Linked DNA regions of Mus musculus: region 1 is linked to region 2. Evidence: chromatin loops called from intact Hi-C (ENCODE). Cell type or tissue: gastrocnemius. All regions are shown on one strand. Each heading gives the region's core, and the rest is flanking DNA. Links, peaks and the distances in the headings are about the cores only. Region 1 overlaps Hpd (4-hydroxyphenylpyruvic acid dioxygenase). Region 2 overlaps Kdm2b (lysine (K)-specific demethylase 2B).

The links. Peaks named below come from ENCODE experiments on the same cell type or tissue, not always from the same donor. Only the 100,000 strongest peaks of a DNase experiment are listed, where the experiment ranks them.
Region 1: a loop joins it to region 2, with 2.6 times the contacts of the local background. A loop is called at or near these places in 10 of 42 quality-filtered maps.

Annotation. Positions count from the first base shown.
Region 1 is chr5:123,166,006-123,177,707 of GRCm38, forward strand. Hpd (4-hydroxyphenylpyruvic acid dioxygenase) reads right to left here. Exons shown (of 14, transcript NM_008277.3): 9 at 11,524-11,601; 10 at 10,087-10,249; 11 at 9,886-9,957; 12 at 8,346-8,468; 13 at 6,165-6,281; 14 at 5,802-6,083. The coding sequence ends at 5,973. It overlaps Setd1b (SET domain containing 1B), which reads left to right. Exons shown (of 17, transcript NM_001040398.2): 17 at 1-2,625. The coding sequence ends at 1. Among named protein-coding and RNA genes, the nearest start is that of Hpd, 11 kb to the right of the region's middle. In gastrocnemius, for the core only: no CTCF peak of the experiment used is centred there; a DNase peak (open chromatin) is centred at 5,777.
Region 2 is chr5:122,966,314-122,971,313 of GRCm38, forward strand. All of the region lies in intron 4 of Kdm2b (lysine (K)-specific demethylase 2B), which reads right to left. Among named protein-coding and RNA genes, the nearest start is that of Kdm2b, 20 kb to the right of the region's middle. In gastrocnemius, for the core only: a CTCF peak has its summit at 2,221 (motif pointing right); a DNase peak (open chromatin) is centred at 2,225; H3K27ac peaks cover 798 bases.

The DNA of each region.
Region 1 (11,702 bases), core at 2,946-7,945, 200 kb after region 2:
GTCCCCGCGTGCCAAAGGCCGAGGATGTCAGCCGTAGCCCAGGAGAACCCTCGCTCGCCCTGGGCCAGGCTCCACACACACCCCCACCCACTTCAGGTGCTGTCCTTATCCCCAGCAGCCGCACTAGGGCCTGGCGCCCCCAACACTATCCCAGGACCCACCCGCAGCCCCAGCCCCGCAGCGGGAAAGGGCTTCTCTGTCTCTCCACCTGCGTCTTTCCGTTTTTATAGATGCTCTTCGCACGCAGGCTTTGTATCCTTATGTATCTGGCTTTCCATTCTCCCTCCGTCCGTCTGTCCGTCCGTCCGTCTGTCTTCCCTCCCTGGCTCTGGCCTCAGTCATTTCCCCCACCCCTGAGAATGCTGCTCTGTGGTGTTGTGTCTCCTCTTTATTTTCTTCCTTGTCCGAAGAAAAGACATTTTTTTTTAACCGTTGAAAATGTGAAGGCAGAATCAGAGGTGGAGCCCTGTGGGGAATCCGGAGGCCTCAGTGAAACTGGGTGTGGGCCCAGGGTCCAGGCTGACCTTGGACTAGGTGCTGCAGGAGGAGGGGGCCTCCCGCGGCCTCAACCTCAGAACACTACAGACCCGCAAGGCCCCTACCTGCCCGTCGATGCAGCGAGCAGACCCCACAGTTTCTCCCGGCCTGTTCCCCAGTCCCTGACCCCCACCCCCCGTGGTTGAGGGTGCCCCTTTCCCTTTGGTAGACCCTGGGGGAGCCAAGCTGGTCCCAGACAGGAACTTCCTCCTTGGGGACTCCCAGCTGCCCTACCTACTCCCCCCCCCACCCCCCCAATCCTTGGGTTCAATGTTTACTTTCTCATTCGGATGCCAGCAACGATGGAGCCTCCCAGGGTGTCCCCAGTGCGGTGGGGGCGCTGGGAAGGGTGTTTCCACTCTCGGCAGCCTTGGCCCTGCCCAGGTGTAGAGGGTGCCAGGGCCCTGAGGGCCTCCCCCAAGCCCTGCCATTACGGGTTTGTCCGACCGTACGCATGTGACATTTTTTGTTGTTGATAAGCTTCGCCCCATTACCCTAACCCCCACACCCATGTCACCCTGCTGGAGGCCCCCACCCAGGAGGCCAGGGCGTATTTATTTCCATAGCGAGCAGGTTGTTTCTCCTAGAGAAAGGAAGATGGTCTTGGAAATGATATTAAAATTCAGATCTCCATCTTGGACAGCTCCTGCCCCCACCCCACCCCATCCTCTTCAGGGTTAATTTCCATGAATTTTTTTTTTTCTCGTGTATAAAATCAAACTGAAGGGAAGAAAATTATTATTTTGGCGTTCCGAACCAATCCCTGTAGATAGACTGCCATAACAGACTACTTTTTTCTTGGGAACTTTGTTTCTTGTAGAAACAAGTGGGAAGACTTTTTTTTTCCTTCTCTCATTTCTTTGTACTTAAAAAAAAAAAAAAAAAAAAAAAAAGCAAACCAACAACAACAAAAAGACACACACAGTAACAGCAAGTCCCATCCACCCCCCCAACCCCCCAGAAAGCAAAGCAGACATGTAAATATTTCTGGACCGTGACTGTTGTGACCCAGAGTCCTCACCAAGATGAAGTGCTCCGGGTGGGACTGACCTCACCCGTGGACCAGGTGGCAGGAGCCTCTTGGTACCTCAGCTTGTGTCAAGCTTTCTTATCATGTAAATTCTGTACAAAGAATTGTTTTTTCCCTTTCTCTCTCTCTCTCTCTCTTTCTCTCTCTCTCTCTCTCTCTCTCTCTCTCTCTCTCTCTCTCTCTGTCGTTGGTGGTTTTGTTGTGGTTTTTCTCTTTTTTTTTTTCCCCTTTTTTAATTTTCCACAGGCCCTCTGTGTTTGAGACTGTGCCCACAGGCCCTCTGTGTTTGAGACTGTGCCCACAGGCCCGTCTGAAGGTTGAGAGGATTATTTCGATTGGCAATTAAGACACAAGGGGCACCTGGTGGGCACAGCGCCCACCTACTCTTCCATATGCAGTTGTCTGCATAATTGTGCAAATGAGAAAAAAAAGATTTATTTTTCACAAGAAGAAATGTGTAGCGTGTAGAGATGGCTTAATTTGAGTTCCTCGGGCAGGCCGGCTCGCTGGGGGCTTTCTTCATCTTCCCTACTGACCCCCATCACAAAGGGATGAAGATGCCCAGATGCCAGGGAAGGGCTGCTTGGTCCCTGGCAGGGCCTCACTGAGCCCCGTCACGGGATCCGCATGCATTAACCTTGACTTGAGTTTAGGGTGAGGTGTTGAGCTAACCCTTCCCCAAGCCCCTGGCTTCTCCACCCCCACCCCCAGCATCCCAGGAAGGGTATGCAATACTCCTGATCTGTGGGCCCATTTTTCTTTGAAAGCTTTTGTTTTCATTGAGTAGATCTCTTGCTTTTGAAGGGTCAGGGGTTTCTGATTTTTTTTTTTCCTCCCTCTCCCTGCCCCTGCAAAGAAGAGAACCAATAAATTTTAGGGTTGTCTGTGCGTATAGACTCTGTCATCTGTATGTAACTTGTTTTTGAAGAGAAATGTTTCCGTTGTGGGTGTGTCTTGCTGTAAATATTTGTTCATACTTTTGTGAATTCAATACTATGTACCATTGTATTATAGTAACTTTTATAAAGCAAACCATAAATATACTGACTTTTCTTACAGCTACGCCGTCTCTCTTGCTCTCCCCCCCAGCCCCCCACCCCTGGCCCCTTCTCTGTGGTGAAAGTGCACCCTAGTCATGAGGGTGGATTGGCCAAGCTCAGGAACTGGAGGGGAAGGGGAGCTAGACCACTCAGAACATTGGGGGTTTGTTTGCTTTTGAGATTGTTTTATTCCCTAGCCCAGGCTGGCCTAGAATTTCTGTCTCCTGGCCTCTGCCTCCTAAAGTGCAGGGGCTGTAATCAAGAGCTACCACGCCAGACTGCCCATTTGGTCTCCACTTGATTTTGCCCTAAGTCTCAGGGTTAGAGGTTGGTTGTAAATTCTGACCCTGTCAGTGAGTTCTGAACTGAGACAGACTATAGTCAAGCTAGACGCCCCACCAGTTTTGGTTGGTTTGGTTTGGCTTGGTTTGGTTTTTTTCGAGACAGGGTTTCTCTGTGTAGCCCTGGCTGTCCTGGAACTCGCTATGTAGACCAGGCTAGCCTTGAACTCAGAAATCCCTCTGCCTCTGCCTCTGCCTCCCACATGCTGGGATTATAGGCGTGTGCCACCATGCCTGGCTTATTTTGTTTTGTTTTTTTAAGAGAAAAATTTTTTCTAGATAATTTTTCTTAAGCACTTTCTTAGGTATCTGGAGCAGCTGATGCTCTGTAATTAAGCAAAAATCGGTGTCATAGGCCTGTCATTCCAGTGACTCCAGAGGTGTCATAGGCCTGTCATTCCAGTGACTCCAGAGGCTGAGGCAGGAAGATCACAAGTTCAAAGCATGAGCTATGAACCTAAGCAACTTAGTGAGATGCTGCCTCAAGATAAACAGTATCAAAGCAGGCTGGGAAGTTGGCAAGATGAGACAGCGGGTAAAGGTGTGTTCCACCAAACCTCCTGACTTGAGTGTGATTCCCTAGAACTCAGGTGTCGGAAGGAGAGAATTGACTCCTGCAAATTGTCTTCTGACCTCCCCAGGTATGCTGTGGCCTGTTCTGGGTAATGGGGTTGGTCTCCAGGGCGGGGGTGGGGGTGTCTCTGAGAAGACAAACCCAGAACGAGGCTGGGCACGGTGGCACAGACAGAGCCAGTGAGCTAGATCAAGAACAGTCAAGCTGGATGTGACCTGAGCTTAGTTCTCAGAGCAAAAGGGGAGGGCAGGCTCCCGAGAGTTACCCTCTAGTCTTAAAATGCACAGCGGTGTGTGCCTACCCATCCACATCACACACAATAATAAAAATTAAAAACCCAGACCAACCTGGGCATAAAGCCAAGCGAGGTGATTCGTGCCTGTGATCCTAGCACCTGGGGATGCAGAAGAGGCAGGAAGATTTTTGAGTTTCAAGGCCAGCCTAGGCTACAAATTTAAGCCTAATTCATGTGACATAGTAATGGCCAATGTTTTAAGTGTGTTCGGTGTGAAAGCAGGAGAGAGAGAGAGAGAGAGAGAGCAAGCAGGCTCTCCTAGGAGACCCGTATTTTCTCCATTCATTAGATGTGGCCACAGGCACTGAGGGTAATCAGTCTGTCCAGCCAGGGTCACCAGGGTCATCTAGCTAGCAGGTAGCTGGTGTGGGATGTGGCCCAGACAACTGCAGGGTGAAAGGTGTGTGCGAAGGTGCCCATGTCTTAGCACCAAGGGCAAGGCCACAGACAAGGGTGTCTTTGTAAGAACCAAAACCCCCAAGTGTGTCTGTGAAATGGCTCAGCTCTCTAAAATGCTAGCTCAAGTACAGCATGACGGCACATGCGTGTAACTCTAGCATCCGCAAGGCGGGATCCAGTGGGATTTAGCTACTGAGCTGCCTGGTCTACATAGAGCGTTCTGAACTGGCCAACCGGGGCTTCACGGCTGTCTCAAAACAACCAAAACCAAAACAACAACAACAACAAATACTGACTCTCTGGTTTAAAGTCATACAGACAAAATATGTCCAGATGTGGCCCACAAGCTGCGGGCTGCAACCTTCTAGGTTAGAGAAATGTTTTTGCATGAGTCATGGAAATAGGGAGGTGTTTTTGCATCGGCTGCAGCCTGATCTGCTTCATTTTCTCCCACATTCTTTGTTTTTGTTTTGTTTTGTTTTGAATCTCAGCACGTCACAGAGACTGTCTTCAAACATCTGATCCTCCTGCCTCATCCTCTGGAGTGCTGAGATCCCAAGCATGCACCACCCTACCTAGCTTATTTCCCCGGTTTCTTAGTTCATGATCTTTGAAGCCCTGACTTTTCCTCTATTTGGAAACAAAACAAAACAAACCAGAATAGAAACCATCTGGATTCTCCCCCATGATACCGATACCACTTTGGATATATATATTTTTTTTTCCTTACAGAGATCAAAGTGTGCCTAGTTTTGCCATGGCGTGATACCAAACACCTTTGAGTCCCAGCCCTCTGGGAGATGGAGACAGAGGCAAGCCGAACTAGAGTTACAGGTTAGCCTGATCTACATAGCAAGGCCAGCCTGGGCAACACACTTAGCCCTCACCCCACCCCACCCCCAATCTCAAAAATAAAGTGAGCCTAACTTTAAATTGACTGCGGCTCAGGGAAGAGTGTTAGATTAAAACAAAAGGAAAAGGGAGCAAAGCCCCGCTCTGTCCCTGGTGCTGATGATGATAGACCCTCTTGGGTGGTAAGGTATGCTCAGTCTCTGGCCATTAACACTCTTCCCGGTTGCCTTATGTTTTTGTTGTTTTGTTTTGTTTTTCAAGCAAGTATGCACAAGGCGTGAGGAAACGCAGCTGTGAGGTTTGGGGGTTAGGGGGACTGGTGATTGCCACACTCAGGATGCAGGGCAGGAGAGGCTCAGAACCACTCGGGTCTGGGCTCTATCATACACACCAGGAACAACAATGCCTTGAGATTGCTGAGGAAGGACACCAACCCTAAAGTCCTTTGACCTCTTCCATGTGTTCCGAGTGATGCCATTAAGGAGGGCTCATCTTTAAAGGTTTTAAAGCCATCAGATGAAACGCTGCCACACTCCAACCCACCGCAGGACCCAGTTTGTTGTTTTTGTCTTTCTAGGATGGATCATACGGGCAGGGTCCCACTTAGTAAAAGTTCTTGCACCCTGCACCTGCATTCCCCATAGGGGCCTCAGTCAGCTTAGCGGTCTTGGTCTCCCCCTGGCGGCTAAGTGACGCCACTGCTCCTTGCGGGGCCCAAACACAAGACACAAACTTGGACCTGGGAGGGTAGCTTTACTCAGCAGGGAGGACTCAGGCAAGGCGGACTCTTGTAATAGAGGGGGCGTGGCCATGACGTGGGTGGAGCCCTGAGGTTCAGCCTTTCAGCCAGTTGGAGATGACTGATGTGTCCAGCACTTTGCGTGGTCCATGTGTGGATGGGGGCTTACATTCCAGACCTCACACCATTGGGCTCCAGGTCAGTGAGGTTGCCCCGTAGGGCTTGCTCCTCCTCGAACGCCTTGAACAGAGAGTTGAAGTTGCCCGCTCCAAAGCCCTGTGGCGTTGAGAGAAGGCGCGTGTGAGCTGGGTAAGATTTCGCAGGCAGCTGATGCTATCCTCTGGGTGCAAGCCGTACCTGGTGGTTGTGACGTTGAATGACTTCCAGGAAGAGTGTGGGCCGGTCCTGCATGGGCTTGGTGAAGATCTGTAGGAGGTAGCCTTTCTCGTCATAGTCGACTAGGATATGCAGCTCCTGGGAGGGAGACAGTGGGCTCTGTTAAAGGAAGGTAAACTGGACCTTGTGGAATCCTTGTGGGAGCCTTGGAAAGTGTAAAGGCTACTGCACCACCAAAGCCAATAAAAGACTCCTTTCTCCAGCTTTCTCCAAATATGCCCTCAGTCTAACCCACCCCCACGGCCATTCCAGCTTAGGGTCTGGCCTTTCTCCTAGAGCCCCCCTCCCCCCATTAGATGGCACGTAAGTGGAAACCCGGACTTTTTTCTTTGTTGCTGAGGAGAGTGTAAAAAAAAAAAAAGCCCGCTGCATCTAGTTTGGAAAAACAGCCCGGGAGTTTCTCCGAATGTTAAAACGTGTCGTCCACTCCAGAAATGGCTCAGTGGGTAAGAGCACTTGCTGCTCTCACAGAGAGTTTGACTGTGGGTTCACACACACACACACACACACACACACACACACACACCCAGCAGCTCACAGCCATTTGTAACAGCTGGAGGGGCTCTATACTCTCCTCTGGCCTCCTCCAGCACGTGGCCTGTGTACACACAGAGACACACACTCATGTACACTTTGTTGACCCAGGCCAGCCTGGTCTACAAAGTGATTCCTGGCCAGCCAGGGCGAGTATACAGTGAGACCCTGTCTCACAAATTTTAAAAAAGTTAACGTATTCCACGTGGCTTCTGTGCTAGTAAAAGCTGTCCCAAATAAAGCCAAGGCTGGGAGACGGCTCAGTGGTTGAAGCAGGTGTGAGATCAGAGCTCCAAGCCCTGGACCCCGTGTAAGTGTGAGGCTGCTGTGGTGACCCCTCTGTAAGTCTAGCTTCAGAAAGCAGAGATGGGGGAGGGGCCACTGGAGAGAAGGCCTAGCAGTTAAGAACACTTGCTACTCTTCCAGAGGACCCAAGTTTGGTTCCCAACACCCACGTCAGGCAGCTTTTTTACAACCACCTGTAATTCCAAGTGTAGAGGATCTGATGCCTCTGGCCTCTGTGGCCACTGGCACGCATGTGCAAACATCCACACATAGACACACTCACAAATATTTTAAGAAGAAAGAAAGGAAGGAAGGAAGGAAGGAAGGAAGGAAGGAAGGAAGGAAGGAAGCCAAGATTGGTCACATCAGTAAGCTCTGGGTTTGATTGGGGGTGACCCTGCCTCGGTGAATAAGTTGGAAGATCAAGGATGATTTCGAACACCAGCATTGGGCCTCCACAGGCAGACAGACAGACATACACACTCAGACTCATATGTGTGCACATACATATACATACCACAGAGAGAAAGAGAGAAAGAAAAATTAAAAATTTAAAAATTAAGAAAACAAAAACAGCCAGGTGTGGTAGCATTCGCCTTTAATCCCAGCACTCGGGAGGCAGAGGCAGGCGGATTTCTGAGTTCCAGGCCAGCCCTGTCTACAGAGTGAGTTCCAGGACAGCCAGGGCTACACAGAGAAACCCTGCTTCAAACAAAATAAAACAAAACAAAAATACAAAACAAAAACTCAATTAAATAAATGATAAAATGAGATGAAGAAACCTCCCAATGGTTTCTAGCCAAAGAAGAGAAATGGCCAGAATTATAAATAGCTGTAAGAATAATTGGCCTTGGGGGCTGGAGAGATGGCTCAGCGGTTAAGAGCACTGACTGCTCTTCTGAGTGGCCCTGAGTTCAATTCCCAGCAACCACATGGTGGCTCACAACCATCCGTAATGAGATCTGACGCCCTCTTCTGGTGTGTCTGAAGACAGCGACAGTGTGCTTACATATAATAAATAAATCTTTAAAAACAAAAAAAAATTGGCCTCAGACAAGCTGCCTGGCCTCTGTCACACTTGAGATGTGTCCGTCTTTCTGTCTCTCGCATACTTGAAGGCTGTGCCTGCCTCAGGGCCTTAGCACAGTTTACTCTCTTCTCCTATAGATTTCAGTTAAAGCCACCCATCAGCCTTTATCTGTTCCTCTCTGCAAAGCGGCCTCAAGTGGTCTGCTGTAACTCTCCGCATGGTACCAACTCTGTGTGTGGCCCAGTGAACCCGGGGTTCTTGTTCTTCTAGTTAAGCATTGAGCTGAGCCTCACCTCCAGGACGTCCATGCTCTCTTTCACCTGGATCTTGGCTGACTTGAGATTCTCCCGAAGCAGTTTGTAGTAAGAAGATGGGGCGGCCAAGAACTCCGTGCCTCGCTCCCTCAAGTGGCGGATCTGTCATGCAGCAGGGTCAAGGTCAGCTTGTTCAACTGCTGTCACCAGGAGGAGCAACAAGGGCAGGAGGTAGCAGAGTCCCTATCCACGTTCTGTCAGGATACCTTCTCCCTATTTGTCTCTACTTCACAGACTACTAGTGATGGCTCTCACTTATAGAATGTACACTGTGTGCCTGCCTTTCTGTGCGCTGCTGGGGAAACTGAGGCAGGCATCGATCTATGTCTGTCTCAGTACAGAAGCCGGAGTGACATTAAATCAAGTGTGCCTCTTCTCTGCCTAGCCCAGGATGATGTCACACATCAGTGTCAAAATTTAAGGTCCCATCCATGGCCTTGACCACTTGCTCCCGTTCCCACTTCTTCCTGTCCCTTTCCCTTACTCTGTCTGAGCTACACCCTTCCTGTCTCTGTAACCTTCCTGGCTTTCTCATCTTTGTCTTGGTGGTCATCCCTTCTGCCTGGGGAACTCTCCCCATTTATGTATATATCTCTCCTCAAATGCCTTCTCTTTCATGTGGCCCTCTGTCCCCGTTAGATTTAGGTCAACTTGACACAGGCTTGGAGTCATTATAGAAGAGGGAACCTCAACCGAGAGAACACCTCCCTTAGATGAGACCGTAAGCAAGCCTGTAGGGTGTTTTCATAATTAGTGATTGATGGGAGAGGGCCCCGCCCACTGTGGGTGATGCCATCCTGGGCTGCAGGTCCTGAGGTGTAGAAAAAAGCAGGCTGAGCAAGCCAGGGAGAGCAAGCCAGTAAGCAGCATCCCTCCATGGCCTCTGCATCCACTTGTGTCTCCAGGTTCCTGCCCTGTTTGAGTTCCTGTCCTGACTTCCTTTGATGATGAACAGTGATTGGATGCCTAAACCAAATAAACCCTTTCCTCTCCTAGTTGCTTTGCTCCCCGTGTTTCTTCACAGCAATAGAAACCCTGACTAAGACGACACCCTCCTGATCAGCCTTCTTCTCCATCCTCTCTCACTTCCCAGCTTTTGCCCCAACTCGTTGTCTCTCTTTCAGACCAGGACTGAATTAGCCTTCCTGAAGGCTGCATCCATAGGGAAGGCATGTTTAATCTGGCCAAAAGGACATACGTAGTAGTCTTGTAGTCTAATCTTATTTTTAGAGAAAGGTTCACTGAAGCCCAGAGAAGGCACTGAGTTCCCTGGGGCACACAGCAAAATACCAGCGGAGCCTGGACCAGACCTCAGGCTTGCTTGCCCTTGGGACTGGATTGTTCTGCAGAATGAGCTTCCCCAGCATGGTGGGGGGTAACTGTGTGAGTTTGTGGGAGAGGAAAGGGACGCCCCATCATCCTTCCAGGGGGACTGCCACCACCCGCTACTCTCATCGGCAGAGACTGTCCCTGCGGCTAATAAACCAGAGGGCACTTGGGCCAGACACAGGGTTCTTACTGCTGTGATGATGTCTTCCGTCTTGAGAGCGATGTGCTGGACCCCAGCACCCCCATTATAGTCCACATATTCCTGGGAGGAGGGGAAACAAAGAAGGAGACCACTATCATTTATCCATCTGACCGTTTATCATTGATCGCTCAGACCTATGCTCTCTCAGAGCCCGCAAGCCTCCCTCCCCGTTGTTGTCTCCTACCCCACCTGGATCTGAGACTTCTTCCTGCCCGGAGCTGGCTCGTTGATGGGCATTTTGATGGATTCCTCGTAGTTGGTCACCACAATGGAGCGCAGAGAGCTGTACTCCGTGTGCACCTGCGTGTCGTCCACGGACCAGAACCGGTGGAACTGCAGGTTTTTCAGGTACCTGCAGAGTGGCCAGGGGCACACCCCCTGAGTGCCTGCGGAGACCTTCCCACCCTCTTCCCATCTCCACCATTGAGCATACACCCGTTACACAGGATCCTCAAAAAAGTGACATCATGCACACCACAGATTTGTACTTTTGACGATTTTAAGCGGAAGGGAAGTGTTTTGTAACAAAATGTAGGTTGCAACCCGATGCTTCGTGCGACAGTCGGGTGTTTGCTTCTGATTTAGATGAGGGCGATGTCGCTGTGATTCTAACTCAAATGTGCTCCTGAGCTCTTTTTAAATGCCACTGTGATATTTTGAAAAGCTAGGATTCCCCTCTCCCCCAAAAGGCTGGGCTTTAGCTCAGTGGTAGACCGCTTTTGTAGCTGGCTCTGCTGTGCCAAGTTCATGTCCCAGGTTAACAAGGTTAATGTGGTGCAAGGAGTGGGCTTTGCCGGGTGCGAGTGGGTTAGTTCTCAATCGTTGGGTAATTCTCATGAGTCTTCTCGGGGATTAGGTTTGCTCTCAGGGGATTTGCTATAAAACCTCATTAGGGTGACAGGTGTGGCAGTGCACACTTTTAGTCCCAGTACTTGGGAGGCAGAGGCAGGCAGATTTCTGTGAGTTCGAAGTCAGCCTGGTCTACAGAGTGAGTTCCAGGACAGCAAGGAAACCTTGTCTCAAAGGATGGACAGATGGATAGACAGACAGATAGATAGATAAATAGGATAGATAGATAGATAAATAGATAGACAGATGGGATAGATAGATATGATAAATAAATAGATATGATAGACAGACAGACAAGTGTGTTTGACTGTATCTTTCTCACGAGCAGGTCTGTTTATTCTCAGTGGCCTTGTGCAATACTAAACTGACTCGCGTAGGTTGCAGGACTCCTTGATGAGGGTAGGTGAGCGTTTCACAGTGAATAAGGGAATCTGTAACCTCAGGTTAGCCTCCCACCCCTTGTACCTATCTTCCTCTTCAGTTTAAGAGCTGGGGAGATGGGGGTGGGGGTGGCGGTGGCTGGTGAGGGCATTAGGTGGAGAGAGGTGCTTGCCACCAAACCTGATGACCTGGGTCCATCCCCAGGACCCGTGTGGTAGACCCAAGAAGCAACTCTTGCCAATGGTTCTCTGGCCTCCCAACATGTGCTGTGGGGTGGGAAGTGCATGACCGCCATATAATAAGCACACAGCCAAACCAAACCAAACCAAAAACAAACAAGGAGATCAGACAAGAGAGTCTGTCTCTGCAGCAGAGAGGGGCAGACTGGGGACTCACCATTCTGAGGCAGACTGCATTTCTTGGTCGGGTTGGTTGCCTACAATGTGGTCAATGATCTCAAGGTTACATCTGGGTCTAGAAGAGGGAAGGAGTTGGAAGGTGACATGGCTAGCCCCCAAAGCTCTCTGTTCCCATGAACCCTTTACCTATACTAGTAGCTCAGATGGCGTATTAGG
Region 2 (5,000 bases), core at 1-5,000:
GGATTTGAACTCAGGACCTTCGGAAGAGCAGTCAGTGCTCTTAACCACTGAGCCATCTCACCAGCCCCTCATTTCCTTTTTAAAAGATAGGTCTTGCTTTATAGACCAGAATGATCATGATCTTGAACTCAAGACTTCCTGCGTTACTCTCCTAGATCCTGGGGTGACACAGGCACCCCACCATGCCTGCTTCTGCAGCTTTCTGGACTTTGTTTATTCCTTTTTAAGAAGAGGATCGTCTTGAGAGAGAGAGAAAGAAAAAGAGAGAAAGAAAGAGAAAGAGAGAGAGAGAGATCCCTATCTAGCCCCAGAACTTACTATGAAGACCAGGCTGGCCTCAAAATGATGAGGCCAGGTGTGGTTGCACACATCTTTAATCCCAGCACAGAGGCAGGTAAATCTCAGTGAGTTCGAGGCCATCCAGAGCCACACAGTGAGACCCTGTCTTGAAAAAATCAAATGCTGGTGTGCATAACCATACCCAGCTCTTTAATTATTAACCTTTGACTTTCCCCTCTCCCTCTCCCTCTCCCTCTCCCTCTCCTCCCCTCCCCTCCTCTTCCCTCCCCTCTTCCCTCCCCTCTTCCCTCCCCCTCCCCTCTTCCCTCCCCTCTTCCCTCCCCCTCCTCTCCTCTCTTCTCTTCTCTTAGCCAGGGTCTCATCATGTGGCTCTGACTGCTTTTGAATTCACAGAGACTCACCTGTCTCTGCCTTTTGGCTAAGACTTGATTTTTTTATTATTTTAATTAAAAAGTTTCATATTGCCAGCTACACCCAGCACTCAGGAGGCAGAGGGAGACAGATCTGAGTTCGAGGCCAGCCTGGTCTACAGAGTGAGTTCCAGGACAGCCAGGGCTACACAGAGAAACCCTGTCTCTGGGGTGGAATAAAAGCTTCATATTTCTCTTGCTTTCTGTTGCTGTGTGTGCCTTCAACACTTTCAGATGGATTTTCTGTTCCGCAATAATGAAAGCACACTTGATCCTGTCACAGACACATCTAGCACACATGTATTTTGGCTTGGACAACTTCATAGGGACTTCAGGTCTCAAAGCACAAACTGCTCAAAGCCTACCTTCACATGCGCACCACTTGCAGATTTCAGCGTTTTCCTGACGTTCTGGGTATAAACGTAAACAATCCTTTTACAGGGGTTTGGGACACCCTCGTTTTGTTTGACGTTTGTGTTGCAGGAAACCATGCAATGATCGTATGTTGAACGACTGAGCATTCTGAGTGCCCATAAGCGCCATCCCTGGAGGAGCGCTATTTACATTCCCAAATACAGAGGTAGACATAAAAGAGCATCTCTCAATTGTGAACACGATTGAAACTTGAGTTCCCACATTCACACAGAAGCATGCTCGGCACCAAGCAGCAGGCAGCGGTTCTGAATCGCACACAAGCTATGGTGGCAGAGCTGAGCATCTGCAACCGAGAGCAAATCCCGCTCTCAAAGCATCAAATGTTTGCTCTCCGGTTCTTTCCGAGTAAAGTCTGCTGACCCCTGCACCAACAGGGCTCTGGATGGACCCGAGTGCCACTCAAGTTAACAGCTCATCACTTTCAACGTGCCAAGCTGTGCCTGGGTGGGCGCAGAACTGCCCTGTAACAGGCCAATGGCCCAATAATGGTGAAAGGGAGGGGGGATCTCTCACATAGAAGAAACCGAGTTAGAAAAAATGAACTCCTCAAACACACAGAAGAACTCAAGAGTTCTTATATCTCTTGGATTCGGGGTCTGGTACTCACAGCCATGAAAAGAAGGACTGACTGCTTTACAAACGAGCAAAGCACGGCCACGCGTGGTGTGCTGACTCCATTCCCAGGAACGCGCTCTTTCTCCCAATTACAGCCAAAGCCAAGCACCTCAGCAAAGGCCTGTCCCCTCCACGGGCACGCCCATCATCTCTGCTCTATGAGTCGGAAATCCAATTACTGTTGGACGCATAAGAGACCGGACACTTGGACAACTAACTTGCCCGAGCATGCGCAGTCAGTACACAGAGCTGGAATTTGAAGCTAATTCAAGGCTACACCTGGGCTCAGGCTCTAAATGCCACCTCTGCCACTGCCTATTTTTATCACATGCTAAGGGTGAAAAGATGACCCTTGACGCCAGTGATTCCAGTTTCCTGCAGCTAGGTGCAGCCCTCAAGATGACAGGAAGCGGACCCAAGAGAAAGCCGCTTTGTGCCTGCACTGGGAAGGTGCATATCCACCAGGGGGCATCCCTGGTCTTTGCTGAAGATTCAGGCCACATTTGACACAATGCGAGTCAAAGAGGCTGGAACAGGTCAGCCTCCCTCAAGTTCCCTAAGAGTTCCACAGGGCAGAGAACCTGTTACTAAGCATCCACAAATCCTCTTCAGCTTCCTATTATGTCCAGCCCTGTACCTTAGCTTTGTTCAGGATCCAGCTGATGGGTTTCTCCCTAAGAGGAGGGGTACACAGTATCAGCATCAGAGCCCCAGAGGCTGCTGCACTTCAGCTGTACAGGCCAATCTTAGACTCTACATGTGTTAAGGAGCTCAAACATCCATGTAGGCAAGACAGTCATATGCATGAAATAAACAAACAAACAAAAATATAAAATAAAATACAGGGCTACAAAGAGAGACCCAGCCTCAAAGACAAAAACTGGGTGTGGTATTATATGCCATTATATCCAAGCACTTGGAAGGAAGAGGCAGTCAGGGCTACATAGAGAAACCGTATGTCAATAAAAAAAACCAAACAAACAAAGAAAATATGCTATATGCAATACTCTAAAAATTATTAAAATCTTTCTTACTCTAAACTACACAGAGGATGGGACAATATTAATCCCAATGTTTGGGAGCCAGAGACAGGTAGATCTCTGAGTTTGAAGCCAGCCTGCTCTATATAGGGAGTTCCAAGACAGCTATATAAGGCACACCCCAGAATGCACCTTGGATGCCTCTGGACACCTGGGACAATGCCAAGAGCCCTAGTTAAGGTTATGGTCCCATAGGCACCACAAACCCTATTCCTGGGTCCAGCTCCTGCCAGGGAAAGACATAGACTTAACTTTACTTCTTCAAAGAGTACACGAGTCAGATCTATAGATAAAAAGCAAGCAGCCTGGGGTTGAGTGGGCCAAGGAAGGACAGACTCAGCATTAGGACTACATTCCTGGGATTTCCCTTGGAAAACCACTGAGTGGGGTCGCGCATGCAGGACCTCTCTCAGGGCTGGCATACTGCATCACTACATACCACATACGCCATTACTCAGCTCATTTCCCATCAGTGTGACTGGGGTAAGTTGGATTGGAGGGATAAAGAGAGGCTTGAGGGGCCACTGGGGACAGGGCAACCTGTCAGTCAGCCGGAGCTGGCTGGCTGCACACCTGTAACCCCAGCACTCGAGAGGATAAAGAGTTTGAGGCCATCAGGTGCTACACAGTGAGATCCTGTCTCAAAAAATAATAATTTTTTTTTTTTCCTTTTCCCAGGCTGACACAAGTGCAAAAGAGCTGAGTCTCTGAGGAAGGGTCTTAGCATCAGAAAGGACAGTGTCCAAAGAGACAGAAAAGGCAACTGAGTCACAGTTAGAACCAGGTGACAAGGACAGGCTGCCCCTGGAACCCAAGCAAGGTACATCTATGTTATAAACCTGACCTTAGGTTCCCAAGTCAAAGGGCTACAGGGGAATTTTTTAACCCAGAACAAAGCCTGAAGTTCATAAGTGGCCCCATTCCTCTGCTCTCTCCCATCTCTCTGGGCCTCATGGGCTAGCTGGGCTCACACATGGCAGACAAACCCAACCGACTGCAGCTGCAGAAATCAATCCATAGCCCTGTGGCCCCTGGTCTGAATGAAGGCTCCTCAGTCAGTACCAAGAGCCCTGAGCTCATAGCCAGAAGGAGGCTGCTCAAAGTCACACTGAAGCTAACAGGAAGCACATATAGGAACTGACCCCAAACTCTCATGAGCACTACCCTTTAGAAGCAACGCAGATATGTTCCACATGACAGCTCCGACATACTATTAATCACCAGGAGGCTTCAGAGCTGGTTTTTATGCTGCTTCCAACGTACCCACTCATGCAGCTCACGTGAGTAACATTTATCAAATGAGACATTAAGTAGGGGTTCATACCCTCCTCTGCTCCAGTTTCCACCAAGTGAGGCCTCAGGTAAACCTCTTTGGGCCTCAGGTTTCTCATCTATCTGTAAAATGGGAATACTAGGACCACCCTCTTGCCCTGATAGAATTATCAAAAGCACTTGGTAAAAGCCCAATAGTGGGGCTCCCAGAAAGACCCTGCTCCAAACTGAAGAGTGTAGGAAATGAGTCCAGGGCAATACTGTGTGACTCGGGACAGGTCTCCGTAGATCTAGTCATCTGTAAAGTAAGGTAAATCCAAAATCTTCTGTGCACTCATCCTGAAACCTCTGCAAATGTTCTCCAGGACTGTCCCCCTGCCTCAAGATCCTTGCCTTTCTGGACACCATGCCAAAGACATAATTCCAAGGCAGGCCAGGCAGCTCAATGGATAAAGGCATTTCCCGTCAAACCAGACAATCCGAGTTTGATCCTTGGAATGAATCCACCACATAAGAGAGAGAATTTTGCTCTGACCTCCATATATCCAAACGCATACACACAAACATATAAAATTTAAAAGGTTAAAAAGAAAAGACACAAACCAGACAGACAAACCCAATCTAAATGCAACCAGTCAAGGAAATCAGAGAAAGCAACAAGGAAGTTTTCTAGATGACGGCTGGGAGCCAGCAACAACACTTGTGCAGAGGTTATAAAAACAGACCATAGGAGAGCAATCTCTGCACTTCAGAAACCGGGGCAGGAGGACCACCACAAATTCAAGGCTATCCTGGGCTTAAAGGGTAAAAATTGAAACAAAAACCCTCTGTGTTCAGGAAGGTTCGAGCACAGTCTTGGGCCTTTTACTTGTTGGCTGCTTGGTCAGGAACAAACTACTCTGAAGCCTCGGGTGTTTTCTCACATGGT